Regions from separate parts of the Homo sapiens genome. Here region 2 is linked to region 1. Evidence: read pairs that join two places in POLR2A ChIA-PET (ENCODE). Cell type or tissue: MCF 10A. All regions are shown on one strand. Each heading gives the region's core, and the rest is flanking DNA. Links, peaks and the distances in the headings are about the cores only.

What was found. Peaks named below come from ENCODE experiments on the same cell type or tissue, not always from the same donor. Only the 100,000 strongest peaks of a DNase experiment are listed, where the experiment ranks them.
Region 2: POLR2A ChIA-PET joins it to region 1 with 21 read pairs; 2 of 35 experiments call an interaction of 5 or more read pairs at or near these places.

Annotation. Positions count from the first base shown.
Region 1 is chr14:81,429,428-81,446,006 of GRCh38, forward strand. It overlaps LINC02308 (long intergenic non-protein coding RNA 2308), which reads right to left. Exons shown (of 3, transcript NR_109999.1): 2 at 12,858-13,015; 3 at 12,560-12,769. It also overlaps a transcript of STON2 not described here. Among named protein-coding and RNA genes, the nearest start is that of LINC02308, 12 kb to the right of the region's middle. In MCF 10A, for the core only: no CTCF peak of the experiment used is centred there; a DNase peak (open chromatin) is centred at 7,104.
Region 2 is chr14:81,357,445-81,374,023 of GRCh38, forward strand. STON2 (stonin 2) reads right to left here. Exons shown (of 8, transcript NM_001394390.1): 4 at 13,544-13,741. Among named protein-coding and RNA genes, the nearest start is that of STON2, 35 kb to the right of the region's middle. In MCF 10A, for the core only: no CTCF peak of the experiment used is centred there; no DNase peak of the experiment used is centred there.

The DNA.
Region 1 (16,579 bases), core at 4,103-12,102:
ACGTTTGACATCCTTAGCTCCAAAGTGCTTTCCTATTAATACAATGAACATGTTAAGAGGGCCAAATCAGAGTCCAGTGTTATTCACCTACTAATAAATCACTGAATGGCTTCATTTGTAGGAGGTTATGCAGCCATTCAGATTAAACAGTGCTTTTGATAATTTAGGCAAAGATTAAATAGTCCGATGGCAGTCAAGAAAGGACAGCTTTAAGAAGTCATCTAGGTCGGGCATGATGGCTCACGCCTGTAATCCCAGCACTTTGGGAGGCCGAGGCAGGTGGACCACCTGAGGTCAGAAGTTCGAGACCAGCCTGGCCAACATGGTGAAACCCCATCTCTACTAAAAATACAAAAAATCAGCTGGGCGTGATGGTGGGCGCCTGTAATCCCCGCTACTCGGCAGGCTGAGGCAGGAGAATTGCTTGAACCCGGGAGGCGGAGGTTGCAGTGAGCTGAGATCGCGCCACTGCACTCCGGCCTGGGTGACACAGCAAGACTCTGTCTCAAAAAAAAAAAAAAGAAAAAAGTCATCTAGCTCCGACTTCCCTTCTCTCCCACTTGACCCCTTTACTTCAGATACAGTAGTCCAGTGAATGGACCTGAAAAGACTTGTGGACCAGTGCAGGGGCACAGTTCACTTAGACCCATTCCTTCCCTAAAGACTATGGTTCCCACCTAGCTAAATCCTCCTTCTCCATCCAGCCCGGAGTAGCTGCTCCTCCCTGAACCTTCCCAGCCCAGCACAATCTGGGAAAGACTCGCTGTCTGAATTCACAGCACTTGACAGCCCACTGGATTATTTGCCTACTGTTGGTCTCGCTGTGGTTTAACTATCATTGATTTTATATAAATATTATGTCTTTTCTCTCTCAGCATAGAGGCTGTGTCAGAGACTGAGCATAATACTTCTCTGAATTCCTCGTAACGTTCTCCTCAAAGCCTTGCACTCAGCAGATGGTCAATACCATTCAGATGAACATAACTCCCAAAGGTTTCACTGAGCCATTAGCAATCTGCAAAGCGGCTTCACACTCTTCGCTGTGATGAAACATCACAAGGAACACTGACCACCCCTTGCCAGTTAGAGAGGCCACTTCAGGGCACCAGTCCAAGTTAGTAGGCAGCCAGCTGGGGTGACAAAGGTTGTACACTATGAATGAAAAATCCAAGTTTCAATCCTGCCCTACTATTATGTATCTATAGAATTTTGGTCAACTGTTTCTATCTTTGTTACTGCATTTCAGAAAGAGAGCAGTAACACTAAAGTCTACCTCCTGAAAGTGCTAGAGATGTGAAAAAACATATATATATGAGATATAAGCATTTATTTAATATAACTAGATAATAGAAGATAATATTTTTCTATGCTGTGATACTTAACATTTCTTAAATATCAAAGTGCTGGGTAAATGTTATCCAGTGGGGATGGCAGCACCTTCTAATGAATTGTTCAGCATTTCAAATCCCCCTGGCTGGTTTAAGTGTCCCTTCTCTCACTGGCTCTCAGAGTTACATCCACAGTTTTGTTTGCTGCACCTTTTGAAATTTCAGGCCAGGTTTCCTGGAAACCTGAGCTGGAGGGAACTGTGGTAGTTCACCATAGAATAGATCAAGTGAAGGCAGTACCGAGGCCACAGCTGCACGAGGGGGAAAAACTGCTGGCTCTCCAAAATGACCTGGAGAGGGAAACAGTTGGCTTCAGGCCTCCAGGACAGAGGTTATAGTTCTAAGCTTTCTCATCCACCTCTGGGAAGGTACACAGAATCCTGGGGGAGTTTCTCCTGTTTCAGAAAGCACACCTTCAAGGTATGACTTGTCTCTCAAATCTCAACTGGAACAAGGATCTTTTCAAATCTCACTCACTTCATTTTATAATATGAGCTCATTATATTTCTTATTTTATACACATTTAATATGCATATAGAAGGCCGGATGCAGTGGCTCACACCTGTAATCCTAGCACTTTGAGAGGCTGAAGCAGGCGGATCACTTGCGGTCAGGAGTTCGAGACCAGCCTGGCCAACATAGTAAAACCTCATCTCTACTAAAAATAGAAAAATTACCTGTGGCCAGGCACGGTGGCTCACGCCTGTGATCCCAGCACTTTGGGAGGCCAAGGTGGACACATTACCTGAGATCAGGAGTTCAAGACCACCCTGACCAACATGGCAAAACTCTGTCTCTACTAAAAATACAAAATTAGCCAGGCATAGTGGCGCATTCCTGTAATCCCAGCTACTAGGGAGGCTGAGGCAAGAGAATTGCTTGAACCCGGGAGCCGGAGGTTGCAGTAAGCCGATATTGCGCACTGCACTCTAGGCTAGGCAACAACAGCGAAACTCTGTCTCAAAAAAAAAAAAAAAAAATTAGCTGGGCGTGGTGGTGGGTACCTGTAATCCCAGCTACTTGGGAGACTGAGGCAGGAGAATCCCTTGAACCTGGGAGGTAGAGGTTGCGGCAAGCTTAGATCACACCACCGCACTAAAGCCTGGGGGACAAGAGCAAAACTCTATCTCAAAAAAATAAAATGCATATAGAATTTCTAGAATTTTCTATTCATACCCCGATGGATAATTCTGCACTCATCCTACCTTCAAACAAATATTCTAATCTGGTAGCCAGCACTTAGAATGGTGATCCTAGAAGTATTTCATGCATTTACATGCTCTCTGTCACATGCTGGTAAACCACTGGTTTATTGGGACCCTAGGTAGAGTTCAAATTTGTGCCATGCTTACGAATGAGAAAAACCATAGCAAAAAAAAAGACACTCTCACTGTGTTTTATTTCCCGTGTCACATTAGACACCCCAACATATTTGCTCCTTTACGTCCATTTCTGGCATGCCCTGTTGTTACAGGAGTGATGAGTCACAGTTGGGGGGAATTGTAGTAACTTGCTCCATCTCGTAGTATAAGCCAAACCATGGACAATCTTGGGTTCTCAGGGGGTTATTTATCTTGGGGGTAGGTGCTGATCACAATCTGTATGACCACATGGCACAGATGTTTAATTATGATGGTGACCTCAAGTAAAGCAAGCAATTTCTTGGTCTGACTATATGAAAATTCAGCCAAATGTCCACCCAGTGGGAAAGCTCAGCTCCAGAAGAAATTATAGCTGGAATGACAAGAAGTGTGATGGATCAGGATTGGAATATGTGGACAGGCCTGAGTGAGAGGTCTGGAGCCAGACAAAAGGGTGTGTGCTAGATGACAGGATGGGAAGTCTGGGCAAAATTACAAAGGGATGGGACAAAGCAGCACTTGTATGCTTCTTCTCTGGACCCAAGCTTTTTTCATTTTCTCACTATGAGCATTGCATCTGCAATTTAATATACACCTAGAGACTCAGCTACTCTTACAGAGCCTACTGCTCATGGCCAGAGCCAGCCTTCAGCAAAACTTCTGCATGGAGAATGCTGAGACCTTCCAGCCCTTTTCCTCCTTCCATTGGACTCTTCTATTCAGATATTTATCTCAATCACATCTTAATGTCTCCCCTTAGTTTAGTGGTTTTCAAAGGGTGGGACCAGCGGCATCAGTATCCCCTGAGCACTTGTCAGAAATACTCATTTCCAGGCCCCAGACCAGACTGACTGATTCAGGAACTCAGGGGGCCAGGCCCAGCAATCTGCATTTTCTCAATCCCTCCAAGTGATTCGGATGCACACTAAAGTTTGAGATCCACTGCTTCAGGTGATATAAAATAACGACTTCAAGATGAGAGAGCACGTGCATTTTAGGAGAGAACTTGTGAAGAAGGCAAGCTGCTCAAGCGCCAACTAAATCAGTTTCTAGCAGTGGAATTTGAAGTCATGTAACAGATGGTGAGAGAGAGACTGCAGGCCACCGTATTTGCCCTGGCCCTCATCGCCTCTTGCTTTTTAGCTCACCTATTTCAATCTTCTCTCCACCTGGCCACTAGAAATGTGTGTTCAGCAGGAAAATCTGACCCTGTCAAAGCCCAACTCAAAACTCTTCAGTGGCTGCTCCCTGCCAATGGATAAAGTCCCAATCCCCTGGCACCCGACCCAGGGTCCTTCATCATCTGCCACTGGGCCACCTCCTGATCTTGTTTCCTTCAGCACTTTTCCTCCTGCTCAGCCATACCTTGCTGTCTGCAGCTGGTTTAGACTTCCCCATACCACGGACAGCAGACTTTGCCATGTGAGTTACCTTGACCAACAGCATGAGAGCTGAAGTGATGGCTGCTACTTCTGAGCAGACTTTAGATGCTACAGTTTTGTTCTATCATGTCCTTTTTCCCTTTGTCATAAATAAGATCCACATTGTCCCAGAGAGAAGCTGTTTCTTAAGCCTCAGTGGGTCCCAGAATGATGACAAGTGAGGGGTAGAACTATGCCTGACTTACACTGGACATGCAGCATGAGAGGGAACTAAATCTTGGCTGTTATAAATCACTGAGATTTGGGGGTTACTTGTTATTTACCGTTAAACTGACTGTAACAGTCCTTTTGATCACTTCTCTCAGTCTGGAATGTCTTCTCTTCTCTGCTCTACCTTGTTTCCAATCCCACCTCACCCCTGCCTGCACAAGAGACTTGCTCATCATTCTACACTCAGCTCAAGTGTTACCCCTCGGTCAAGCTTTTTGTGTCTTTCCCAGGTATAACTTTTAAGATCTTCTCTGGATGCTACAGACCTGTAACCACATCCCTGGAACTGTGCCACGGCGCCTCCATTCATTAGTACTATCCTTAGAACAACTTCTAAGAAAAAATAATAATAAAATTAAAAATTCAACAACTCATTTTATAAAGCAGAAGCCTGGCTCAGAAAAACAAAGCAATTTGTTGAAGTTTCCCAGAATCAGTCACAGTCTGAGATCTCACGAGGTGGGAGTCTGGCTCTGAACTCAGAAGTCTTTGCCCCGCCCAACACATCTCTCTTACTACCCCCAGCAGCAAGCGTTCAGATCCTCCCACGCCACTGGAGAGAGTAAAAGTCCTCTTATCAACAACTGAAAGGGCTGCCATGCTAATCTGAGACTTGAAAGATTGCATCTGGAAGTGGGCTTCTTACCCCCTGAGAAGATAAGCATTTCCTCTAAGTCAATGTATTCATTCTAAGGCTCCTGGCAAAAGCACAAGAGACCCTAGAAGAACTGGGGCATTTTGTTTGCATCCTTTCCCCAGTTCCTAGCCTATGGGTTGGGGGATAGGGGGTAGTATGGTGTGGTAAGACAGATTCCCACTGACATCACCCTAGAGAAGCTTTGAGAAGGTTTTTTGGATTCGTCACACAGTAGGAGGCAATTGAGCAGGGGGTTCAGAACTCCAAGCAGGTCCGCTACATGTCGATATTTTAAGTTTTAAAAAGAAAAATAAAACGGGCCAATTATTGACTTTTCAGATTAACCAAGAAAAGAAAGTGACACAGTGACAAAGAATTAAACCAGACCACCCAGGTCAGGCATAGGAAAAAAAACACCTAAAAGTAGCAACTGCAATTTTAGGTTTCTATGAGCCACTGGCATTTTTGCTGTGTGGTTGAGTTTTTTTTCTCTCTCTCTCTTTCTCCCTCCCTCTCTTTTTAATTTTACCTTTTCGTTTAAGGGAGGAGTAAAAAGTATAAAACTTTCAAATACTTCCCCCAAATCAGCCATGCTACTGAAAGGTGAACACTTAACAAAGTACCATGATATTATTTTCACACAATATTCATACCAATTTTTTCAAAGGTCACAAAGCTTTTCTCAGTTACTAGTTGGAATGCATTTATCTCTCTCACCATTCCAATGGATCGGTTTTTTACCGCCCCCCAAAAGGACATGCTACCTTTAAAGATACCATCGGTCTCATTAATAATAGCATTTTTTTCCTTTCAAGTGTAGAAAGCTGTTCAGAGCTGCAAATGGTTGCTAGGCCAGTTTGGACACGTCTGATTTACTCTTTAAAAGCCCATCCACTCCGTATAATAAATAATAAGAGCCGGTATTTATTGAGTGCTTAGCGCTGTGCTGGGTGTTTTTCAGGCATTGGCTCATATAATCCTCAAAACAACGCTATCAGACCGGTGCAATCATTATCGCCACCTTACAGATCAGGAGAGGGAGGCACAGAGAGTAAGAAGGACCTGCTCAAGGGGGAAACGGGGAGCGTCGGGAGAGGCGGGGAGGCAGGCAGAGACCAGGAGCTGCACAAAAGCACAGTTAATGATTCACTCACAGCCCTCAGGCAGCTCCTTCCAGTAGGGGTTGCACCAGAACACACGGACGCGCACACACACGCACGAATGCACACACACGCACACGCGCGCGCACACACGCACTCTCATCTTCAACTCTTCATCCCAGCGAGAGGCGGGTGTCAGGCAAATTGCTTGGCAACGCGCAGAGAAAACTCCATCCAAGCCCCACGTCCAGGCCGCCTCTGGGCGCTGTCCAGCGGGCAGAGCGCCTGAGGCCAAGCTGGGGTCCTGCCTCCCGACACCCCGAAGGCGGGGCGCGGCGCCAACCCGGGGTTTCAGGCGAGGGGAGTGTAGGGGAAGCACCGTCCCCAGGGACACCTGTTGTCGCCTCCCCACTCGGGCCGATGAAGACATCCTGGGCGTCCCAATCTCGAAGACACCCGTCGGCCAGAAGTGTCTGTGTATGGGGCCAGGTGTCGCAGGAGTCCTCCTCCACCCCTACCTGCCTTAAGCAGAGTCCCCTCGTCCTCCCCCACCCCGGGACGCCCGCGGCTGGTGGAAACGCCGCGCCTCCGCGTGGCTCGACCAGGCAGGCTCGGGGGCGCCAGGGGGCACAGCGGCGCTAGGACCTCGCGGCCGGCCCGCCCCCGCCCCCGCCCCCGCCCCCCGCCCGCTCCACCTGCGGGGCCCCTCTTGGGGGGCGCGCTCGCCTCCTGCTGCGGGGCGTGGGTGCAGTTACCTGCGCCGCGGTCCGCAGGGTCCCCGGCGTCCGCCGAAAGGTCGCCGCGGCAAAGCCGGCTTCTCTGGCCGCGGGATACCCACCCGGCCGCACTGCTCTCGCCACGATCCCTCCCGGCCGCAGCGCCGACGCCGGCTCCAGACTCGAGCTCGCTCTGCGCCCGCCGGCTCCCGGCGCCGCTCCCGCCGCTCCTGATTGGCCGCGGCGCGCTCCCGAGCCGCGCCATGATTGGGCAGCCGGGGAGCCGGGGCGGGGGGACTGGCCGGGCGCCGCCGGGATCTGCTGGCCAAGCTTCCCGCGCCGCAGACTCGCTTTCCCGCGGCTCCCGGGGCCCCAACCAGACCCCGAAGCTGGGATTCTTCCCCTCTGCGCCTAGTGGGGCCGGCCGTCCAGGCACGAGGCAACACGGAAAGCATCGATTCGAGCGACATGGAAATGGCGTGGAATGGGGAGCGCATGGGAGTCCCACCCGCTCCGCCTGCGGGCTGGTAGTTGAGACCTCCTAGGAGCGGGAATCATTGCTCAACCAGCCTCACTCCTGTACGTTCATTTATTGATACTTTTGACTCTACAAAGGGCGTAGGCTCAGGACAGTGGCTTGTAAACAGCGGGCGCCAAATAGTTCTGTGGACTCATATCGGACTCTACACACAACCTCTCAGTGGTCCTACCTGAGCTCTCAAAGGGAGAGCAACTTGTTTAAGGTCTTAATCACGCCAACAAATTATTAAAAACACCGTGCTAGGTGTTTAGGGGGAAAAAAGATAAAAATGGTGAGATCTTCAATTACAGGGAAGTTCATACCTAGCTAGAGAGATGAGGCTGGATAATGATAATGACCCTAACGTTTTTATGGTGCATATTATTTACTAGGCACTATTCCAAACGCTTTACATTTATTAATTCAGAAATACAGAGGCTGTCATAAGAACATCCATATGCCCCGTGAACATGTGGACAAGTGACACCAGTTTTTAGTCTGGAGAGATTTTCATTGAAAGACACACCAGCAGTCACTCCACACTGTGGAGGAGAGGCACTGGTTAGAACCGAGGGCGTATAGGGAATTGAAATTGCTCTGTCCTCCGTCTCTTCTCCCACCTGCCCTGAATCTTTCTAAGGAATGAAAACAAAACATAAATCTGGGTGCCACCAGACCTTTGTTCTGCTACTCATAAAACACCCTCTCTAAACACCCAGATAGGAAATGAGTAGAAGTAAGTAACACAACTTACATTGTAGGACCTTTGGCTTGGTGGCACTACCTTGAAAGCAAGTATGTAGACATTTTTCTACAGACATTTCCCCCTTGTTTATTCTCCTATGTTGACAGAACGCCTTGAGCAAGAAATTTGGCTTAGGAGAGAAGTAAAGACTCAAGGCTTTAACAGTTTCACCCACTCTGAACAGTGTTGACCCTTACCTTAGGGTGAGCTTACAGTCATTTACTTTGAGGAGCCCAAGACCCCAAGAGGAAATTACCTCTGTTTTCTCCAGTTTATATCAATGGACAAACACTTGATTCACTTCAATTTTTTTTTTTTTTTTTTTTTTTTAGCCGGAGTCTCGCTCTGTCGCCCAGGCTGGAGTGCAGTGGCACGATCTTGGCTCTCTGCAACCTCTGCCTCCCGGGTTCAAGCTATTCTCATGCCTCAGCCTCCTGAGTAGCTGGGATTACAGGCACGTGCCACCACGCCCGGCTAATTTTTGTATTTTTAGTAGAGACGGGGTTTCACCATGTTGGCCAGGCTGTCTCAAACTCCTGGCCTCAAGTGATCGGCCCGCCCCGGCCTCCCAAAGTGCTGGGATTACAGGCGTAAGCCACCGCGCCGGGCCTCAGTTGATTCACTTTATATTGAATAGGTGGACACGCATGGGTTGAACCTCACCTGGGAGGAACACCAGACAGAGCACGGGGTGGTGTGGACTGTGTGAGGAGAGTTCTTTCATGGGCATCCCTCTCCAAGCATCGGAAGCACATGGAGACATCAGCCCATAATTCAGGTTGCTGGCTTTCCATAGCTGTGGCTTCTGCCAAAGCAGAAGTTCCATTTGGATTGGTCAAACTATCACTCCAAAGAAGAAGGACTGTTTCAGCCAGAGAACCAAGCTGACCCAAGATGGTTTGTCAAACTGCTCAACCCTCATCACATCACATTAAACTCAGCCCAGGGATGACAAGTGAAAGGATGGCAAATGAAGGAAGAGTGACAAGTGAAAGAAGAACCTGAATTCTACTTCCATTACCTTGGAATCTTACTGAGGCCAGGAACTGCTTATGTCTTGGTCTGTTCTCTGTCTCTAGCAAAATGCTTTATTTAGTTCGCCCCCTGTATCGCATTTCTTCCCTGGTGACTACTGCTTAGTGCTCAAAACTCAAATATTCTTTCCTCTGTGAAGCCTTCACTCATTCTCCCAGGCTAAGCTGTGAACCTCTTGCCGGTCTTATATTCCCATAACATCAATAAGCAACAGCATTCTAGTGATCTGCTCAAATGGCCATCTTTCTAACTAGCACACTGTGCATTACTTAGCGATGTATCCTCAATCAGTGTATCCCCAATTAAGTAGGTACTTAATAAACATGAAGTGACTGATGAAAACCCCTGACAGGCTAATAGGGTGGTATTAAGGAGACTAGGGCCACACCCTATCGTGGTCTTCAACAGGGCATTCTTCAGTTCCAGACTGGAAGGATATTTGGTGTGGAGCAAAGCGATCATCCATCCAATCCAACAATAATAGGTAGTTTCTGTGTGTCAAGCACTGTCAGGCCAAGAGAAGAATAAGCTCTTCTTTAAATGAACACAAGGTGAAGTGGTGCAGTTAATTTACAAGACAGTTTTGCTATTTCTCAAAAAGTTAAACATAGAGTTACCATATGACCCAGTAATTCCATTCCTTGATATACACCCAAGAGAACTGAAAGCATATGCCTACACAAAAACTTGTGCACAAATGTTCGTAGCATCATTATTCATAATAGCTGAAGGTAGAAACCACCCAAACGCCCGTCGATTAATGATAGATAAACAAAATGTATTAAATAGCACAGAAGGTCCTCCAATAACGTTGTTTCATTAGGATGTTGATGAGAAAAAAAAGATCAACTCCCAGCTGAAAGTTTGCATGTTCTCCCCACATCTGCATGGGTTTTCTCCAGGTACTCCAGTTTCCTTTTGCATTCCAAAGATGTGCACATTAGGTTCATTGGCATGTCTAAATTGTCCCAGAATGAGAGTGATGTGTGTGTGTGTGTGTGTGTGTGTGTGTGTGTGTGTGTGTGTGTCTGAGAGAGAGAGAGAGAGAGAGGCTTGCGATGGAATGATGTCCTGTTTGGGACTGGTTCCCTGTTGGCGTGCTGAGCAGCCAGATGGGCTCCAATCACCTGAGACCTTGAACTGGAGTAATGGGGCAAATAATTATCTTACTTGTTTTTATTAATCTTTTAAAAGTGTACATATAGCTCACATTTATTTCCAAATTTAATATTAGAAGGATTTTTGCTCTTTATTTAGCAGTTTGGTGATGTTTTTGTGACCAGAAATGTGCTGGAGGAACTTTATTCTTGTTTATGTCAATTCCCTTATGGGAAAATTGGGGGTTTTTATACATTGTTTTGCTTAAAGGTTGCCGTTTCAAGAACCTATCAATGACAATAAGTGAGAACTTACTGTATATCCACATAATGGAATATTATTCAGGCATAAAATAAATGAAGTACTGATAAAAGCCAAAATATGGATAACTCTAGAAAACATCATGCTATGTGAAAGAAGCCCGAAACAAAAGGCCACACACTGTATGATTCTATTTACATGAAATATTCAGAATAGGCAAATCCACAGAGACAGAAAGCAGATTAGTGGTTGCCAAGGGGAAATGAGGAGTGACTGCTTAATGGCTATGAACTTTCTTTTTGGGGTGATGAAAATGTTCTGTAATTAGTGGTTATGGTTATACAACTTTGTGAATGTGCTAAAAACCACTGAATTGTTAAAGAAAATTCACTGCATGCTCTCTGAGAATACATACATTCTGAAAGTGTGGAAACCATCAGTAATGGACGTGTTGGTTAAATCCTACGGTATAGTAGCTAAAAGTGAAAAGGAACTTTTCCAAGCCTGTGAAAAGCAGTTAAATGTGGCTCCCACCTTCAGCATCCCAGAGAAGATGTACTCTTTAGATCTGCGTTTTTCAACTGAATGTTCTGAGATGATGGAAATGTTCTTTATCTGAGCTATTTAATATGGAAGCCACTAGGCATGTGTGGCTATTGGACACTTGAAATGTGATTAGTGCAATTTGAAGAACTGAATTTTAAATTGTGTTGAAATTTAAATAGCCACATGTGGTTAGAGGCTACCAATACAGCAGTGCAGCTCTTGCTGGCTTGGAGGACTAGCGCCATTTTAGTCGGCAGTTTGGAAGAATACTGGTGGTCATGGGTGTGGGTAAATCTGTGTCTTTATGTCTCACACCCAGATCAACCCTGTATCCACTAGAAACCCTTCATAAGATCTCACAGCTCCCACTCTTCTCCTCTCTATAAACTCTTAATAAACTTCAGTCCATAAGAGAGGGTTTAGTTTTGTCTTTATGGCAAAGTACTTCTTCCACCCCACACATGTTTGTGGGCCAGGCATTTTTTGGAACATGCTAGGAACAGGAAGGATTGTAGACAATGACAGCCAAATTCTAAAGGGTTGGTCTTGAGAAAGGTGAGAGGAAAAAGGTACAAGAGAAATTCATTACAAAGACCCGGCCCTTTCCCTCCTTCCCTCCAACACCCCACTCTCAGACACACACAGACACACACTCCAACACTCAGACACACACACACACACACTTCCAAGTAGGAAATCTTGCTAGTAAGATGCTGAAGTGGTATTGAAGAATCTTTATTTAGATTTCCTGTTTCCAGCTCAAGCTCCGTAACATCCTAACTCCTCCAATACATCCTCTATTCATATTGATCTTTTCCATCTTTGAACTTTTACTGTACTTGAAATCAATAACATGGAATGTAATTTTTTTGTTTTTTTGTTTTGTTTTTTCTTTGAGACGGAGTCTCGCTCTGTTGCCCAGGCTGGAGTGCAATGGCGCAATCTCAGCTCACTGCAACCTCTACCTCCCAGGTTCACACCATTCTCCTGCATCAGCCCCCCAAGTAGCTGGGACTACAGGCGCCCGCCACCACACCAGGCTAATTTTTTGTATTTTTAGTAGAGAAGGGGTTTGACTGTGTTAGCCAGGATGGTCTCGATCTCCTGACCTCGTGATCCGCCTGCCTGGGCCTCCCAAAGTGCTGGGATTACAGGCATGAGCCACCCCGCCCAGATGGAATGTAATGACTTTCCAATTGTTCTTCTATAATGTGGTGTCCTCACTGCAAGATTCATTTGTTGCACAAATATTTATTGGACTCATACGTATTTTGTGCCAGAACAGTCTCAACGGGTGTGGATATAAAGGATGAAAGACAGAGTCACTGGACAACTTAGAGCCTGATGAGGAGGCACACAAAGAAACCATTCTACCACAGCTCTGCTTAGATGTGTAGGAAGCTTCGCTGAAAGCGCAGGGCAAGGAGCTGCCAAGGAGACACAGAAAAATCAGGGAAGGCTTCTCAGAGGAAGTGATATTTGAGGAATTTGAAGGATAAGTAAAAATTTCAAGTTGCTTTTATTTAATTCACCTTTATTGTGCACTTTCAAAAGTTAGATTTAAGGTAGCTTTTCAGGAGAAGTTTTAGGACCTAATGTTGGAAAGAATGCATTAACCTCAGGGTCTGTTTCAACATCTGTGACAATGTTTTGTATTGCTGATGAGGTTCTTAGCTGGACAGTCACTCTTGCTGCCCTCCAGACTTATTCCTGAGAGGAAAACAAAATTAATAGAAGATAAGTCTTTCTGATATCAAGGAGTTTAAAATCTCTCGTGCTGTTGCAATATCCTTCTTACCGGTTTCTTGGGGGCTTATTTTCTTCTAATCCAATGTATCCCAAATTTCAGTCACTTACGTCCCATTGTCACCATTCTTACCATTTCCATGTATCATCTGCACAATTATGTACTTAATTCCTTCTTCTTTGAATTGGCTTTCATTTTGCTCAGTTTTCCTAGAAAGGATTTTTGATATCATTATCATCAATGAAAAACCAGTGTCATTTGCCATAAAGAGATCATTAACCATAAAAATCATACAATAAAAACAAAACTACACTATTTAATCTTGGCTGGATATTGTTGGTTGCTGAAGGTTCTGAGTTTGAGGCCCTGCTCTTTCTTTGATGAAAAGGGAGGTTACCAAGCCTTGGAGAGACATGAAACACATACAGGCACCAAATGGATCATTTCTCCTCAAGTTAATCAAACAGACTAAAAGAGAATTTTAAAGAGAATAACTCTCTCACTATATGAGCCAATGAAATTCAATTTCCCTTTTGCATACCACTTAGAACCAGCTCTTGCACCAAGTAAAATCAGTTTGTCGTGGGTACCACACTTGTAAACATTGCTCTGATCCCCCCCCTCTCATAGCGATTGGAATGATCTAATACATAAATATCATCATTTCTCTCTCCTATTAAAATTCCTTCAATGGCTCTTTATTACTTATGGGAAAAATCTTAGTTCCTTATGATGAGATACAAGATCCTCCTTAATTAGCCTTAGCCTACTTCTCCATCTTTAACTTCTGTCATCCTCCTCTTTAACTTCCCATTCCACCAATGATGATCTATTTCTAGTTCCCAGAACGTACCAATACCATCACGTTTCTGTGCCTTTGAACATACTCTTCCCTTTACCCAGTGTGCTATTCATCAACTAGTCATCCTTATCATCTTCCATTTCTCTTCTCTGCTTATTTGTATTTATCTGCCCAATACCATATGCACACCACCAACAATAACTACAGTATAACAGCATTCCTATGGAAACACCTGCCCCTTTCTTCTGGGGGATCCTCCTCCACTGTCTCCAAGCACATGATTTTAGCAGGAACTGATAAGTTCTCATGTGACTTCATATTCCTGACCACAGCTGATTGTCCTACATGTGGGCAACCCAACCAAGGTGAACCGATCAGATTTCCTGAGAATTTCATACCAAGAACAGCACATTGGAGTTATTCTTTCTCTGTTTTAAGATGCAGAGAGAAACTGAGGCAAGTAAAGTAGACATTGTCTACTCCAGGGGTCTCTAACCCCCAGGCCACAGACAAGTACTGGTCCATGGCCTGTTAGGAACTGGGCCACTCAGCAGGAGGTGAGCAGCAGGTGAGTGAGAATTATTGCCTGAGCTCCACCTCCTGTCAGATCAGTGGTTTAGATTCTCATAGGAGGGCTACCCCTATTGTGAACTGTGCATGCGAGGGATCTAGGTTGTGTGTTCCTTATGAGAGTCTAATGCCTGATGATCTGAGATGAACAGTTTCATCCTGAAACCACCCCCCTTTCCCCCACCCCTGCTACCATGGAAAAAATTGTTTTCCAAGAAACCAGTCCCTGGTGCCAAAAAGGTTGGGGACCACTGCTCTAATACACTTGTGCTGAAGACCCGCTATTTCCTTGCCCTTCCTTCCTTTAGGTCATTCAGCTTTTCCTTTTATTTTGTGAAAGCAATTCCATTTTCCTTACAATTAAGTCTCTTTTTCTTAAACTAGTTTGAGTTGAGTTTCTGTCACTTGCACCCAAGTGTCCTAATACATTCCTAATTGTCCTTGAGGTCCCAACAAATGCTACTCCTTTGTGAAGGCTTCCCTGACTCCCCCAGTCTCACAAAGGTGCCCCTTCTCTTATGCCATCCTGCATTTTGTTACACCAGACCCCCTTTTTAGCAACTGTCTTCGCGATCTTGACATTTTTGTGTGGGGAATAGTGTGTGCTGTCCCTGTCACCTATTTTGAGTATTTCATTAAACACACTGATGGGAAGCAGGATTTGAGTATTTCATTAAACACACTGATGGGAAGCAGGTTAACAACCCATTAACATTACGCTTTCAAAGAAGTCAATATGTACCAAGAAAAAGTTTTGTTTAACTATTATTAGCTGCTCCACTGTGAATATTTTTTTTAAACTAAGCTTAATCTTTAAAAGGACCTCAAGGATCTACCAACCACAAGGAGTTCTTCTCTCCTGCCCTTCCAGGACGGAATTAGAAATGTAGAGGCTCATGACCATGATCCCACAAATAGCAACCACCAGGACAGAGGCAGCACCTGGAGATGAGGGCAGAAACTGACGAGCACATGGAAGGGAGGGTCAGAGAAAAAGGGAGATCTGAGAGAAAAGAAACCCTGGGAGTTCCACCTGTCACCGAATCTCTCTGAATTAAAAGACAGCTTCATAAAAAATAAATAATGTCTTCCACCACCCATGAATTTACATCTGTGATCATAGTTAGCTAAATAAGATTGAATTCTTTTAGGAAATTGATTGAACCTTTGTACCCTCTCAGGTGTTACTAGCATGACACAGAAGTCACATCTGTTTGCACATTTGTCTCATGTCTAGACTGGAAACTTTTTTAGAGAAGAGATTCTTCCAATTTTTGAGATGTTGTTGAGCATCTCCCATAGGACCCAGCACTTAGCCCACCCTTGAGCTGGACTTTGATGATTTTAGCCTATATTTTGTAGGAATGCTTTCCAGCTGCAAGTATCAGAATAACCAGCTATAGTAACTCACAGAGTAAAGAAATTTCATTACCTGACCTGAACAGTCTGGACATTAGAAGTCCCAGAGTATCTTGTTTAATAATGGCAAAAGGGGCCAGGTGTGGTGGCTCACGCCTGTAATCCCAAAACTTTGGGAGGCTGAGGCAGGTGGATCACTCGAGGTCAGGAGTTTGAGACCAGCCTGGCCACCATGGTGAAACCTGTCTCTACTAAAAATACAAAAATTAGCCGGGCATGGTGACAAGCACCTGTAATCCCAGCTACTTGGGAGAATCACTTGAACCTGGAAGATGGAGGTTGCAGTGAGCAGACATCATGCCACTGCACTCCAGTCTGGGTGACAGAGCGAGAGCCCGTCTCAAATAAATAAAAATAAAATAAAATAATAATAATGGCAAAAGGACCCTGGCTCTTTCTACTCTCTCATCCTAGGCTTTTTGTCTCTTTATCTTTGGCTTGTTGCCTTGTGATTGCAAAATGGCTGCCACAGCTCCAGGTATCTCATCTTTAGAAAGCTTATTTAAGGAAAGAAGAAAGTGATCTGGGCTGGAAAAGAGGCTTTTTTTTTAATATCAGGGAGGAAAATCTTTCTAAAACACCTCCTCCCAACCTGGTAAATTCTCACTTATATCTCAGTGGCTAGGACTGAATCACATGGCCATGCCTAGTTGCAAGAGAGACGGGAAAACTAGTTTAGTATCTGACTTTTCCAGCCTCAGGAATAAAAAGTAGGTGTATTACTGGCAATGCTGCCCTTAAACCAAACAAATGGAGGCCTGGCCCAGGATCCAGGCCTCAGGGGTTCTACGCTTTGTGACACCAGCTGGGGCTGACAGTGCTATCTGGGTGGGTGACCCTGAGCCTGGATCAAGACCCAAATGCAACGTCCTCACTTCTGTTCCCATTTTTTCACCTCGGAGCACTCTTCACCCACTATCACTCGTGGAGTTGACCAGAGACCCCGAGAAGCTCTTGGATTCATATCTATGGGATCTTTTTG
Region 2 (16,579 bases), core at 3,852-11,851, 72 kb before region 1:
GTTGGTGGGACTGTAAACTAGTTCAACCATTGTGGAAGTCAGTGTGGCGATTCCTCAGGGATCTAGAACTAGAAATACCATTTGACCCAGCCATCCCATTACTGGGTATATACCCAAAGGACTATAAATCATGCTGCTATAAAGACACATGCACACGTATGTTTATTGTGGCACTATTCACTTGGAACCAACCCAAATGTCCAACAGTGATAGACTGGATTAAGAAAATGTGGCACATATACACCATGGAATACTACGCAGCCATAAAAAATGATGAGTTCTTGTCCTTTGTAGGGACATGGATGAAATTGGAAGTCATCATTCTCAGTAAACTATCGCAAGAACAAAAAACCAAACACCGCATATTCTCACTTATAGGTGGGAATTGAACAATGAGAACACGTGGACACAGGAAGGGGAACATCACACTCTGGGAACTGTTGTGGGGTGGGGGGAGGGGGGAGGGATAGCATTGGGAGATATACCTACTGCTAGATGACGAGTTAGTGGGTGCAGCGCACCAGCATGTCACATGTATACCTATGTAACTAACCTGCACATTGTGCACATGTACCCTAAAACTTAAAGTATAAAAATAAAATTAAAAAAATTAAAAAAAAAGAAAGCACAAAACCCAATGGTATAAGTAAAGCAGAGCCATATTCAGAATACTCTAAATGTACTATAATGATGATGTGTAAGGCAATTTTATCCCTAGCATTAAGGGTTAAAAAACAAAACTATTAATAACAACTATAGCTAAAATAAATTGTCAAAGGATACCCATTACAAAATAATATAAATTCTGACATTAAAACCATAAGGTGTGGGGGGAGGGAGGAGTAAATGTGTAGAGTTGTTATATACAATCAAAATTATCATCAACTTGAAATAGGCGATCTGATGTATAAGATGTTCTACGTAAGCCTCTTGGTGATCACAAAGCAAAAATCTTTAGTAGAAGAGCAAAAGTACAAAGGATCAAAGCATACCACTACAGAAAACCATAAAATCACAAATGAAGTCAGAAGAAAGGAAGGAAAATGTATCTACAAAACAACCAGAAGGCAATTAATAAAATGGCAGTGGTAAGTTTTTACCTATTAATACTTACCTTGAATGTAAATTGATTAAATTACTCAATAAAAAGACAAAGAGTGACTGCATGGATAAAAAAACAAGACCCAACTATATGCTGGGTCACCTCCCTTTTAAAGACACACATAGACTGAAAGTGAAGGAATGGAAAAAGATACTCCACACAAATGGCAACCAAAAGAGAGCTGGGATAGCTATACTTATATCAGGCAAAATAGACCTTCAGTCAAAAACAGTAAGAAGAGACAAATAAGGACATTATATAATGATTAAGGGGTCAATTCATCAAGAGAATACAATGATTATAAATACATAAGCCCCCAATATCGAAGCACCTAAATACATAAAACAAACATTAAAAGATTGAAGGGAAAGACATATTGCAATACAATAATCATATCGGACTTGAATACTCTATGTTCAATAATGGCCAGATTAACCAGACAGAAAAGTAATAAGGAAACATTGGACTTGAACAACACTTTAGACCAAATGGACCTAGCAAACATATACAGAACATTCCATCCAACAGCAACAGAATATACATTCTTCTCAAGTGCATCCAGAACATTATCCAGTATAGATCATATGTTGGGTCACAAGACAAGTCTTATTAAATTAGAGAAGACTGAAATCATATCAAGTGTGTTTTCTGACCACAGTGTAAACAAATGGAAATCAATCACATGGAGAATTTCAGAAAATTCACAAATATATAGAAATTAAACAACATGACTCTCAGCCAATGGGTCAAAGAAGAAATTAAAAGGATTTAAACATATCTTGAGACAAACAAAAACAGAAACACAATGTACCACAACTTATGGAATGTGGCAAAGACAGTTCTAAGAGAAAAGTTTATCGCAATGAACACCTACATCAAAAAATAAGGAATATTGCAAGTAGTAATTTAATGTACACCTCAAGAAAACAGAGAAAGCTGAACAAACTAAGCCCAATGTCAATAGAAAAAAGAAATAATAAAGATCAAAGCAGAAATACCTGAAGTAGAGACTAGAAAAATACAAAAAAATCAATGAAACGAAGAGTTGGTTTTTTGAAAAGATAACATGGATGAACTTTTAGCTAGACTAAGAAAAAATGGAAGACACAAGTAAATAAAATGAGAAATGAAAGGGGAGACATTACAACTAATCACAGAAATACAAAGGATATTAAAAGAATATTACGATTACATGCCAAAAAGTAGGATAACCTGGAAGAAACGGATAAATTCCCTAACAAATGTAATCTACCAAGACTGAATCACAAGGAAATAGAAAATCTGAGCAAACCAATAACCAGTAAGGAGACTGAACCAGTGATTTAAAAACAAACAAACAAACAAAAAACTTCCATCAAAGAAAAGTCCCAATGGCTTTACTGCTGAAGTCTGCCATTAGCCAGGTGTGGTTGTACACACCTGTGGTCCCAGCCACATAAGGGGCTGAGGGCAGAGGATCGCTCATTCCTGGGAGGTTGAGGCTGCAGTGAGCTGTCTTCATGCCACTATACTCCAGCCTTGGCAACAGAGCAACACCTTGTCTTAAAAGAAATGTTTTTAAATAAAGAAGAATTCCAATCCTCACAAACTCTTGAAAAAAATTAAAGACAAAACATTTCCAAACTCTTTTAATGAGGCCAGCATAGCTCTTCTTATGAGCCAAACAAGGACATTACAAGAAAAGGAAACTACAGGAAAGGATCCTTCATGAACATAAATGCCAAAATCCTCAACAAAATACTGGCAAACTAAATTTAATAGCACATTAAAATAATCATTCACCTATAATTAAGTGGCATTTATCCCTGGGATGCAAAGATGTTTCAATATATGCAAATCAATATATGTGATAATCACATTAACAAAATAAAAGATAAAAAAAGATCATCTAATTAGATACAGCAAAAACATTTGACAAAATTCAACATTCTTTAATGATAAAAAAAATAACAAATTAGGTATAAAAGGAATGTACCTTAACACAGTAAAGGCCATATGTGATTAAACACACAGCTAACATTATATTTAACAGTGAAAAACTGAAACTCTTTTCCCTGAGTCCTAGAACAAGACAAGGATGCCCACTCTTGCCACTTCTATTCAACATAGTATTGAAAATCCTTAGAGAAATTAGGCAAGAGAAAGAAATAAAAGGCATCCAATTAGAAAAGGAGGAAATGAAATTGCCACTGTTTGTTGATAACATAATCTTCCATATAGAAAACACTTAAGATTCCACCAATAAACTGTTATAACTAATAAACATACACAGTAAAGTTGCAGGACACAAAATCAACACACAAAAATCAGTACTGTTTCTATACACCAACAAATGTTCTGAAAAAGAAATCAAGAGAACAATTCCATTTACAATACCTACAAAAACAAAAGAATACATTTAACCAAAGAGGTGAAAACTATAAAATATTGATGAAATAAATTTAAGAAGATACAAATAAATGGAAAGATATCTTGTGCTCATGGATTAGAATAATTCATACTGTTAAAATGACCATACCACCCAAAGCAATCTATAGAATCAATGCAATCCCTATCAAAATTCCAATGTCATTTTTCATTAAAATAGAAAACAATCCTAAAATTCCACACTGAATTAAAAACAAAACAAAACAAATACCAAATAGCCAAAGCTATCATAAGCAAAAACAACAAAGTTGGAGGTATCACACCATATTACTTGAAACAATACTACAAGGATATAGAAACTAAAAGAGCATGATACTAGCATAAAAAGAGACCCATTAACCAATGGAACAGAACAGAAAGCCCAGAAATGAAACCACACATGTACAGTCATTTGATTTTTGACAAAGGTGCCAACACATTAGGAAAAGGATCATCTCTTCAATAAATGGTGTTGGGGAAACTGGATATCCACATGCAGAAGAATAAAATTAGACCCTTATCTCACACCATATACAAAATCAACTCAAAATGGATTAAAGGTTTAAACATAAGACCTGAAACTGTAAAACTATTGGAAGAAAATATAAGGGAAAAACTAGACAATATTGGTCTAGGCAATGATTTTTTACATTTGACCCCAAAGGCACAGGAAACGAAATAAAAAAGACAAATGGGATTAAATCAAAATAAAAAGTTTTTGTACAACAAAGGAAACAACAGAGTGAAGAGACAAATTATGAATTTGGAGAAAATATTTGTAAGCCACATATCTGATAAAGGATTAATATCCAAGATATATACAAAACTCAAACAACTCTATAGAAAGAAAACAAATAATTGGATTTAAAAATAAGCAAAGGACCTGAATGACATTTCTCAAAAGAAGACATACAAAAGACTAACAAATATATATATAATACTCAACATCATTAACCATTAGGGGAATGCAAATTAAAACCACCATGAGATATCACCTCACACCTGTCAGAATGGCATTATCAAAAAGATTAAATATAACTAGCGTTGGTGAGGATGTGGAGAAAAGGGAACCCTTGTATAATGTTGGTGGGAATGCAATTTAGTACAGCCATTATGAAAAAGGTTCCTCAGAAAACTAAAAATAGAATTATGATATGATCCAGCAATCCCAGTTCTGGGTACTTACTCAAAAGATTTGAAATCAGTATGCCAAAGAGATGTCTGCATGCCCATGTTCACTACAGCACTATTAAACAATACACAAGTTATGGAATCAACCTAAGTGTCCATCAGTGGATGAATGGATGAAGAAAATGTGGCATACATACACAATGAAATACTATTTAGCCTTTAAAAAGAAAAATATTTGGTAATTTGCAACAACATGGATGGACTTGGATAACACTATGGTAAGTGAAATAAGCCAGGCACAGAAAAACAAGTACCAAATATTCTCCCTTATATGTGGAATGTAGAACAATCAAACTCAAAGAAGTAAAAAGTAGAATGGTGGTTACCAGAGCCTAGGGAGATGCAGGGAATGGGTAGATGTTGGTTAAAGGGTACAAAGCCTCAATTAGACAGTAGTAATAAGGTTTTTATTTCTTGAAAATATATTACATGGTGTGATGAATACAGTGACTAATATTGTATTTTAGATTGGAAAATTGCTAAGAGAATACATTTCAAATCTTCTCACCACAAAAATAATAAGTATTTAAGGTGATAGATACGTTAATTGATTTAATTGTTCCACATTGTATTAAAAAATCATAACATAACTTTGTACCCCATAAATACATATAATTTGTCTACTTATAATTTAAAAATTTTAAATTTAAAAAAGGATTAATTTATTCCACAAAAATCCACTGTATAATTTCAATGTGCCAGGCAACATGCTGGGGATATACAATAGAAGTGGCTCCTGCTTACACAAAGGTCTCGGTCCAGCGGAGGACTCCTAAACAAAGAATTGTGGTCCAGTGAAATAAGCACATGATGGGGGTTTGTATATTGCTCCTGAGAAATGTGGCGGAGGCAGCACTGCATCTGGGGAAGGCTCTCTATAATTGCTCCTTCCAGCAAGCGACTGTGTTCACAAACACCAGCCTCCCACAGTATACCAGGCACAGGGCAGGGTGAGCCCAGGAAAGAGACTTGGGTTGAATCCCAACTACCCTTTTTATTTGTGTGACTTTTGCCAAATCATTTAACCTCTTTAGCTGTTGTTTCTGCATTCATAAAATGGGATAATATGTACTTTTAAATTGTGAAGATTAAATGAGATAATATATGTATAAAGTATATAGGACATTCCTGGCACACAGTAGAAACAATTACACATAGAAACAATTTTAAAAATTATATATAAAAATCATTTTAATGGCAAAAAAAGCTGTTTGCAGATTATCACTTCCTCATGGGAAAATATCACATAGCTTACTTTTCTTTGTATTCTCAGTAACTGCCAAATGGTAGGAACTCAATATATGTGTTTCTGAGAAACTTTTGAACCTCCTGGAAAAAGCTTCAAACAAAGCAATCATTAGAGTTTTTTGGTTTTAATAAGGATTAAAATCTAAAATGCACAACAAATGAAGACAAAAATACATAAGAACAGAAATGAGGTCAAATTTGTTAATGAAAGAGTGAAAAGATGTGATTTGTTTTCAAAAAAAAAACTGCTCTGCTATTCTTCCATTTTGAGGAAGGAAAATATTGTTCAGGAAAAAGATGAGTATCTCTGACGTTTGTAACTAGGAGAAAGAATTTTAAAAATTAGTTAACTTGTTTCTGTTATCCAAGCAAAATATATTCAAGGTTTAAAAATATCATAAAATAGAGATGTGCCTTAAGAACACAAAAATTTCCTGTAATCCCATCAAGCACAACGGTAATCACTGTTTACCTGCAAATCTGGGCCCTCCACTCTGGTTTGGAGCTCTATGAGCTGCAGCAGGATTACAGCAAAACAGGCAACAGAGAAACATGTTATATCTTGTACAGAGACATGCAGCCCAGGCGATGATCTTATTAAATAATGACGAGAACCTTTCTGAGCATCTAAAGTTGTTGTCACAAAAATTGAGGTTCCCCAGGCTACAACTCTCTACTCACTTTGGGAAATCACTTTGAGACACCCTTTGGGAAATGCTGGACTCTAAAATCCAAATAGAATACAAACACTTGTTTCTGAGAAAAAGAAACTGAGTTCAAAATCTCTAGGGATATCCTACTGCTCTGGCAGGAGTCCACTGTGATCCGTTAAATGCAAATGAATCAAGAACATCTGGTCTAAATTTGTTTTAAAGCCTATGAGGGTTTAAATACAAAGAAAGTCTGGCAAAATATAGTTTTGAGTCTGCTGAATCTAGAATTTTATATTTTTTAAAAAGGCCAAGAGGTTCAGCAGAGCAAGAGACAAAGTAAGGCTAACTTTATAAAGTTAACTAATACAGGTAGTTTGTCAAAATATTTCTTTCTGGTTTCTCTAGCTTTCTAACACTTTAGCAGTGTTAGAAAACACTGCTAAAATGGCATGTACTTCCAAGTCAGCTTTGCCAATTTATGTATGTTTGGGTTTCTGTACACCACGATCTGACCAAGTAGGCAGTAGAGATTAATGAAAAGCTACATTTGTATATGTATGTGTGTGTATACATATACATATACATGTATACGAATATAAATTATACATATACATACATATAATTTCGGGAATTTTCAAAGTCTTTAATAAGCGAATACATGTTATAAATCTCCAACAAAGGGGGCACAGCGTGACCTAATACACTGGCCCCAGCATCTGGATCTTTTTGGCCTCTTGCATGGGACACACTTTGGAAAATGCTGGACTCTTAAGTTCAAGTGGGATACAAACATCAGGGATGCAGACGATTTTAGCCACCCGTATGGTAAATCCACCTGATAGCAATAACATAAACACAGCCTGAGAAGGACCCTGTATGGCAGATTCACATGAATGTGTGTGCTGAGCTAATGAATCCTGGTGTAGCCAACTTGGGGATTTGTTCCTTGTCTATGAGGAACATCTGAGCCCCCAGCCCATCCCATGGAACACAGGCTATACAGTGGATCAAGGCCCCAAGTTCTGGGTTGAATAAAGGTTGCCAGATGGAGGTTGCTAGCAAAATGGTGCTAACTGAAAATGCTATACAAACTGCATGCTTTTTGCAAGTGGTTGCTGTTGTCCTGTCCAGTCTCCCGCCACTGGACTCTCTTCCCTGTATGTAAGCCACCAGGAAAGGCCCACGTCTTGTTTGCTGGCTTTGGGTCTCTTCTTCAGTCTCGTGAACCTGGTGCCATCCCCACTAGAGTTGACAGGGGTTTGGCAGACCACCACCTGCAATCTCAAGCTATACATTCAAGGGTACATTAAACAATTATTAAATACCTGCTATGTGCTTCATCCAGTCTTGACATCCTCAGCTTACATATATCTGAGCATTCTAATCCTACACTTAAATCTACACTTTTCTTATGCATAAAAGAGAGCCTGGACAGGTGCAGTGGCTCATGCCTTTAATCTCAGCACTTTGGGAGGCCGAGGTGGGCAGATCACTTGAGGTTAGGAGTTCGAGACCAAACTGTCCAACACAGTGAAACCCCGTCTCTACTAAAAATACAAAAATTAGCCAGACATGGTGGTACGTGCCTGTGGTCCCAGCTACTCAGGAGGCTGAGATGGGAGGATCACTTGAACCCGGAAGGTGGAGGTTGCAGTGAGCCGAGACCATGCCACTGCACTCTAGCCTGGGTGACAGAACAAGACTCTGTCTCAAAATAAAAAAATTAAAAAATAAAAAAAAGAACCCAAACCAAAGACTACTACTTAAGAGCAGCTTGTGTGCAAGCATTTACATATTTTCTCTTCCCTGGTTGGAATGAACTTCAAAGGCAGAAGGTTTGCTTTTATTCCCTCGACCCTCTTACTGTTCACCAACCCATGTGAACCTAGTGGCATTACAGAGCTACCCTGACTGGTGAAAATAGCAGGGTGTGCCCACCTTGTCTAGACAAAGGAGACTCCTGTGGAGATGAGGGGTAAGAGAGGAGTGAAATGTTGTTTGGGATTTTGCCTATTAACAATTCTCCTGCCATTCGCTCTTGAGAGCAGACCTCAGAGCTAACATCAACACTGCTCTCCAGCTCTGCCCCCCCGCACCCTGTGATTTAACCAAGGTAAGGGGATTTGTTTGCCTTCCTACTAATTATCCCCTTGGTGAGAAAATGAGAATAAAGTGTAGGCTGATCACAGAGTCTTTCCCTCCACGATTATGCTGGGAACTGGATTGCCCTGCAGGGCTGCCAAATCCCTGCAGAACTCTGCCGCAGATGACAGGGAAGAGGCTGTGGCTCTGCTCTCGGCAGCCCACTACCAAGCAAGGGGGCCAAGGCAAATAGGCTGGGCCCAGAGCACCGTAATCCCTCTCCAAACAAGAGATGAATCACAGAACATGAGGTGCCCAGTGGTTACCCTGACACACTGTGCTGCCAGGGAGAGCCCAGCTCAGCTGAGGGAGCTCCGGATGAGACTGCAGTTCCAAGGAACTCTTCAACCTCTACCACCCTCTGCAATGCTAAAGGGCACGGCAGGGGGTGGGGGGGCAATGACAAACATCTCCCCAAGGCAGTTCCTCCCAAGGTTCCCCAGGCACAGAAACCAATCATACCGAACTCCCCACTGCATCTCTGTATTTACTGCTTGCTGCTGAGAAATGCAAAGCACTTCTCAGATCTCATTCCACATGCTATAGTTTGAGTAACAGCTTTCTTTGGGGGTAACAGAGGAGTCGACAGTAATTATCCTTATGCCCCATATCAAATGGAAATGAGGCAGAGAGATATTAAATTAAGATTTTTTTTATTCCTACAGCACTTGGCACTGTACGAAACACCTTCATATATACCCTGTCACCCTGACTGAGCAGGATCGCTCAGTTCCATTTTACAGATAAGAAAGTAAAGCTCTGAAGAAATGACTTACCCGGAGGACAGACTGATGGGAATCTGCCCCATAACCCCAGGGGGTTTCGGTTTACCCAACTGGAACCATCCAGCCTCAAAGCAGGGCTCTCCCAGAGGTTGGCACTGCCACAAGCCTGGTGCCAGGCAGAGGGCAGGGCATCACCTGGCTGGAGGGCTTTCCAATGTGTACAGATATCCTTGAAGCTCTCGATAGCTCATCTGAAAGCATTTTTTTCTTCCTTTTTTTTTTTGTGAGACCAAGTCTCACTCTGTCAGCCAGGCTGGAGTGCGGTGGCACGATCTTGGCTCACTGCAGCCTCCGCCTCCTGGGTTCAAGCAATTCTCCTGCCTCAGCTTCTCAAGTAGCTGGAATTACAGGCGCGCCACTATGCCCAGCTAATTTTTGTATTTTTAGTAGAGACGGGGTTTCACCATGTTGGCCAGGGTGGTCTCAAACTCCTAGCTTCAAGTGATCCACCCACCTCAGCCTCCCAAAGTGCTGGGAATACAGGCACGAGCCACCATGCCTGGACAAATGAAAGCATTTTTAAATTCCCTGCTACTGGAGTAAATGGTTAAATGTCACAGGTTGAAAAATACTTGTTCATTCTCCTAAACTTTGTCTTTCCTTCTCCTCCTTCTATTCTGGGACCCAGGATGAGGTGAAGACTTTTCAAAGCCAGAGCTCTACCCTGATAGCACACGTCAGGATGTTCAGGAAGAGCCTCATGGGTTATTACAGCTCAGGATGCATCCAGACACTGTCTCCATGGCCTGCGGAGCTGCTCTCTGAGGACTCACTTCACTGCCCCTCATTTCCCAGGCTCATGGAGATATACTACCTGTCACCTCTGGGCCTGGAGGGCAGATGGAGGTAAGATGCAAAGGAAGACTGCGTCCGTCAAAGCAGATGGAAGCATTCCCTAGCACCTGGGCCATCCTGGGTCCTAGCTTAATTACTAAAGAATAGGGAGATTTCAAAGTAAAATGTCCAGACATTTGTTTATAGAACATAATACTGTGGGCACACAGCAGTTATCTGTAAGCATTCATATCTGTCAAGGACATATGGACTTTATCCTCAAGCTCTGCCTGCTACACATCTTGTTTTAAATCCCTTGGTCCTATTTATATTAAAAATAAGCCAAGGCAAAATATGTATATATGCTTGTATGCATCCTCTATACATATCTGTATGGAAGGTCTGGGGGGTAACATAGCAAATAAATAACTATGGTGACTGTTTGGGAACTGGCTGGAAAAGGATTTGGAAGTTTCACTGAAATTCAGGTCATCCATTTCTCAGTGGTGTTCTCTTAACAAGTTGCTTCACCTTTCTCAGACTCAGTGTCAACTAGGAAATGGGGAGAATGACACCTGCCTTGCAGGATTGCTGTAAAAGCCACAGATCATACACCTCATATGCTGGCACACAGCAGACACTCAGTAAGTGCTAGCTATAACTATTACTACTGTAAAAGAGGATGGGGCCAGGCATGGTGGCTCACGCTTGTAATCCTAGCACTTTGAGAGGCCAAGGCAGGTGGATCACCTGAGGTCAGGAGTTTGAGATCAGCCTGACCAACATGGCGAAACTCTGTCTCTACTAAAATAACAAAAATTAGCCAGGCGCGGTGGCACACACCTGTAATCCCAGCTACTTGGGAGGCTGAGGCAGGAAAACTACTTGAGCCTGGGAGACAGAGGTTGCAGTGAGCCGAGATTGCACCATCGCACTCCATCCAGCCTGGGTGACAGAGCGAGACTCCATCTCAAAAACAAACAAAAAAGAGGATGGTTGCCAAAAGGCCATACCTCTACCCTCCTTGTAGCCATAGAAACTGCCTCTTGTTGAATAAGAGCATCCCTCCTCATTCTCTAGTCCCAGATTTGCCTTTGAGTCTCTGGTGTAAACTCTGGCGTAGGGGCCAGTTAGTTTCTGGTGAGGATCAAGTGTGCTGGCTATTCCAACACACCTGTTTGCCGCTTCCAACCTCAGATCCACTCTATCTGCTCTGGCGACTGACCTCTGTGGGCTGCTTCCCCAGGGCTTCATGTCCTTTGGCCTCAGGCTAGGATCTACTAGTTGGAAACACCAGCACCAGATTTGGGAATTTATTCCTCCCTATCTCCCTGCTTGGTCAAATCTCTGCAGTGGCTCTGTCCTTTCTGTCGCCATAGCTCCTGTTGGGCAGTCCCTTTTCTATGATTCCAGCGCTTGCTTTCTCTGTAGGTGGTCCCTTCATTAAGCTCTCTCCAGATAAACCTTTTTAGGGCACCATCTGCTTCCCGCCAGGACCCCAACCAAAACAGGGGAGGAGGTTTTCTTGATGCAAACTATGACACTGTTAGAATGACTTTAGAACAAGGAGATGTTAAAAATAATTATAAGCTGTGGAGGCAGACTAATAATGTCTAGTTCAGGCTAGGGCTCTGATTTTCATCACTTGAACCTCCAAGAATTAAAGCAACTTTCATCTAATAAGAAAGTAGATTAGGCAATGAAAAAACAGCCTCAGCATAGAAATCTTGGCTTTTCCTTCAGTGAGGGGCCCATTTTGCAACTCTCCAAAGCAACAAGAACCTTGCAGCAGGAAAGAGAACTTGTTTCAACCCTGATGGCCACTTATTCTGTGTCAAGCATCACATAAGTTATTCTACATAAACTGTCTCATTTGGAGATGATAACTTGGTGAGGTATACCCATTTTTCAGATGAGGAAATGGAGTCATAAAGATAGTAAGCTGGTCAGTGCAGAATCAGGGTTTGAACCTGAGCAGTCTGGCTCTGGAGTCTGGGTATGCATATGGGCCTCCTCCCTGGAAAGGCCTGGAAAGGGGGCCCAGAGCAATGAAAAGTGAAGCAGGGAGGCAAGCTCAGCCTCTCTTCCTAACAGCCTCAGCTGCTGAAGGTGTGCTCGCATCCATGAGATGCCCCCACTGTGGAAATGGGGCTGTGGGGGCATATTTCAGCCACCAACCAGGATCATCAGTCACAGAGACAAACCAGAACTGAAGGAGTGTCTGTGAAAACAAAATGCTATAAAGAACCACAGCTTCTGAAGACAAAGGGAGTCCATGATAAACTAGGATTCTCTGCAACATTATCAAATACCAAACCAAATCCTGCCTGAAGCCTTCAGTCTACAAGACAGATCGCTCTCTATACTTGTAGAATTGAATGGCACATAGCATGAGGGCAAACATCCGAAGCTTAAAAATGATCTAGAAACTCTGAACAACATTGAAGAGGAAAAACAAATCTTGTCAACACACTGGGTAATTTCATCCACAGAGAAACGAGCAGTAACTTCATCACTTTCAGAAGAAACCAATCTCTCGGGTCAAATAACCAAAACACCAAGAACATCTTTCCAATGCCAAGTATCTTTCCAGTGCCATTCCCAAACCTTGCCTGTAATTCAGCACTTGTTAACAGACCCATATTCCACCTGCAAAGAAAGCCAGCATTCCATCTTACACCTACTGGAAAGTTTAATAAAGGAGGCATAGTGCATTGCCGATTGATGTATCACTCAACCAAGGCACAACAGAATAAACACTTAACTGCCAAATGATTTGTAGTCTGGACACAGTGGCTGAGTGTTGATTCTCATTCTGTTTTATATAACATTCGTTTTCTCTGCTTAAATCTACCTCCCTCTTATTGAAAAGGCAAGATGCATGGGTAGTAGGATGAAAGATTCAGCCTTGTGCATATTTACACACGTTCAGTAATTCCAGGAGAAAATAAATTGACAGAGAATGGTATTTATACCAAACAGTCAGAAAACAACATATTAAGATACACTGTCAAATGGTTGCCGAGTATGAATAATCTGCCAACCAAGGATCCAATTTGTGTATACATCTTCCCCAATGCAATTTCCAGCCACTTTGGGTTCTAGCTTTTTGACTGGATAACAACACCTGAACTCATTCTGCAAAGGAAGCCAGCTGCAGCAATTTTTAAAAGGACTTTAAAGTGGACCTGGGTACACCAAAAGTGATTTGCAAAGCCCTCTGGCTTAGAGCTCCATCTTACCAGTTGAGTCAGCCCCAGAAGCCTGGCCACTCGTCTGCTCCTCAGCATTGATGAGCTGCAGATCTGTATACGAACATCCAAAGCTAGGACTGCTGGTGTCTTCAGAATGGGTGGTCCAGCTGCTCTCAGAAGTCAGAGGGCATCTCCCCAGGGAGTCAAAGGAAGGGCATGTCCAGCAGGGCATGGTCAATGGTAGGGCTGGGGAGAGACCAAAAACCAAAAGCATACAATATAAATAGTTGTACTTTGTTTATCTTTAGTGCTTATCTTACTTTGATGTTGCTCACATCATATGAAATCTCAACAGTCATATGAGGCAAGGAAGTCTTGTATGGAGAGTATCACTCATGACACAGACAGGAAAAACTGACTGACTGAGACCCCATGGTGAGTCAGTATCAAAACCAGTACGAAAAGTAAGGTCCTGGCTGGGTGCGGTGGCTCACGCCTGTAATCTCAGCACTTTGGGAGGCTGAGGTGGGCGGATCACGAGGTCAGGAGATCGAGACCATCCTGGCTAACACGGTGAAACCCCGTCTCTGCTAAAAATACAAAAATTTAGCCAAGCATGGTGGCTGGAGCCCGTAGTCCCAGCTACTCGGGAGGCTGAGATAGGAGAATGGCGTGAACCCAGGAGGCGGAGCTTGCAGCACTCCAGCCTGGACAACAGAATGAATGAGACTGAGTCTAAAAAAAAAAAAAAAGAAAAGAAAAGAAAAGTAAGGTCCCAGGACTCTCCAATCAAAGAAAATCTCACTAAAGGAACACAAGTTACTTCAGGGTCTAATTTCACTTCTTAACTTAGATTTCAGCTTTTTTCAAACCCAAACTACAGGAATCTTGCAGTTTCACCCTTACTGTTACATTTCCTCCATTTTTAGTGGCACAAAAAAACTCACCAATTTACACTGAAACATTAGAGCCAGTTTAGGTTAAAGGATAAAGAGTAGATATGTAACTATATATGAACATGTATGTGGCATGCCCCTGCTTGCTTTGAGTTGACTGTAACTGGAGATTCTGCTGACTGTCACATTTACAAATGGAGATTTACTGAGGCTGCCAACCTGCTGCAATACAATGAAAAATACCTTTAAGGGGAAAATGTACAAAACTTGGCTTTATCTCCTTAGTCTTGAGAACCAAATCAGACTTTAAAAACTACTTTAGAAAGGTTTTTTAAAGTCTTTCAAATTTGAAACTTTCGAATTCTCCTAATTTGTCTTTAGTTAATTTCCTATCACATGCTGCCTCCACGGTGCTGCATAAGAATCATATCATTACGGCCGGGCACGGTGGCTCACGCCTGTAATCCCAGGACTTTGGAAAGCCAAGGCGGGTGGATCACCTGAGGTCAGGAGCTCAAGACCAGCCTGCCAATATGGCAAAACCCCGTCTCTGCTAAAAAAATACAAAAATTAGCTGGGCATGGTGGCGGGCGCCTGTAATCCCAGCTACTTGGGAGGCTGACACACAAGAACCGCTTGAACCCAGGAGGCGGGTGTCGCAGTGAGATCGCGCCATTGCACTCCAGCCTAGACAACAAGAGATAAACCCTATCTCAAAAAAAAAAAAAAAAAGAAGAAGAAGAATCATATCATTGCAAATTTACCAACAGGTACTGAAACAAGTGCTGAAAATAACCTAGATAAGACAGGAAGAATGAAAACAAGAGAAACTACCATGTATTGAGTACCCATCAAATGTCAGGTATTTTACAAATGTCTTGTTTCATCCATCTATCCTGAGAGATAGGCAGTAGTCTTATTTTAACTCAAAGACATTAAGAAACTTGCCCAAGATGATAATGTCAGTTCTCCTGCCGGGAAAACCAAAACAAATAGAAAAAGAAAAATTGAGATTTAAGAGAGAAGAAAGAATAAACATCAATGCTTGCAATAGTATAAATATAAAATTTTTCATTCCTTATTCCCTTAGGCATTTGTAAAGCATTTAGGTCCTTTTTCTGGAGTTCTCATTGTTCATATCCTCTTTTCTTTAAAAATGTCACCCTTTCTGCATATTCCTGAGTATTCTCTCCAAAAATGCGAGGTCCCCTTCCCTGCTTTATTTGTCCTTAGTGTTATCACTGTCTAATGTACTACACGCCCATGTCTTCCATACTAGAATCCAAGCTCCTTGAGGGGGCAGGGATTTTTGTCTATTATGTTCACTTCTATACCCCCATTCCTGGAATAGTGCCTGGTATAAGGCAGGCATTCAACAAATATTTGTTGGTTATATCAACAGAAGCACCACAAATCATTCCATAACAGTCTATACTAAATACAGAATATTAAAATTGGACTGGTATCTATAACCCCCACCCCAAACATAGAAAAAAATTAAAATACTAAAAAAGAAGAAAAGATAAAAATTTTTTATAAACCAACCAAAAGTAAAAAGCAAAGCCAAATTTATAAAAGCTTGCTATATGATGCCATTTCCTATAGTATGGTGGTTAAGATACTTTAAACTACTATGGAAATACAATTAAAATATTTGTAAAATGTAATAACATTATTTAAAATGCATCACACGGTGAGCAACAAAGTAAAGAATCATCAGAGGCCGAGTGAAAGCTGCAACCCCAAAAGAGTAAACAGAGGACACAAGCTGATTTTCACTCTCAAGATTTTGAACAAACCAGACTCTTGAGTTTTCCAAATCTCTTATGAAGAAGGCAAACAATAAAGAACCTAGGGCCAACCGAAGATGGGGAACAGAAGAGCTGACGCATAAAGTGAGAATTCCTAAAAGTCTTAAAGGGTAAGTTAGAAATAACCTCCACCCTTAGCTGAAGATAGGAAAGAAAATTGTCTGCCTTAGGATTGCATGAAGAGTAGAGGAAAAAATATCTCCTGAGAATTAATAACCACAAATTTTTTCACATAGGGGTGTACAGCTAAAACTACTTGTGTGGTCTGAAAAACCTCCAAGTTGAGACTAGTTTAAGTACTTCCAGGTTAGTAGCCTCATGTATCTAGGAAAAGCAAATACTATAATAATGCCTTTTTTTTTTTTTTTTTTTTTTTT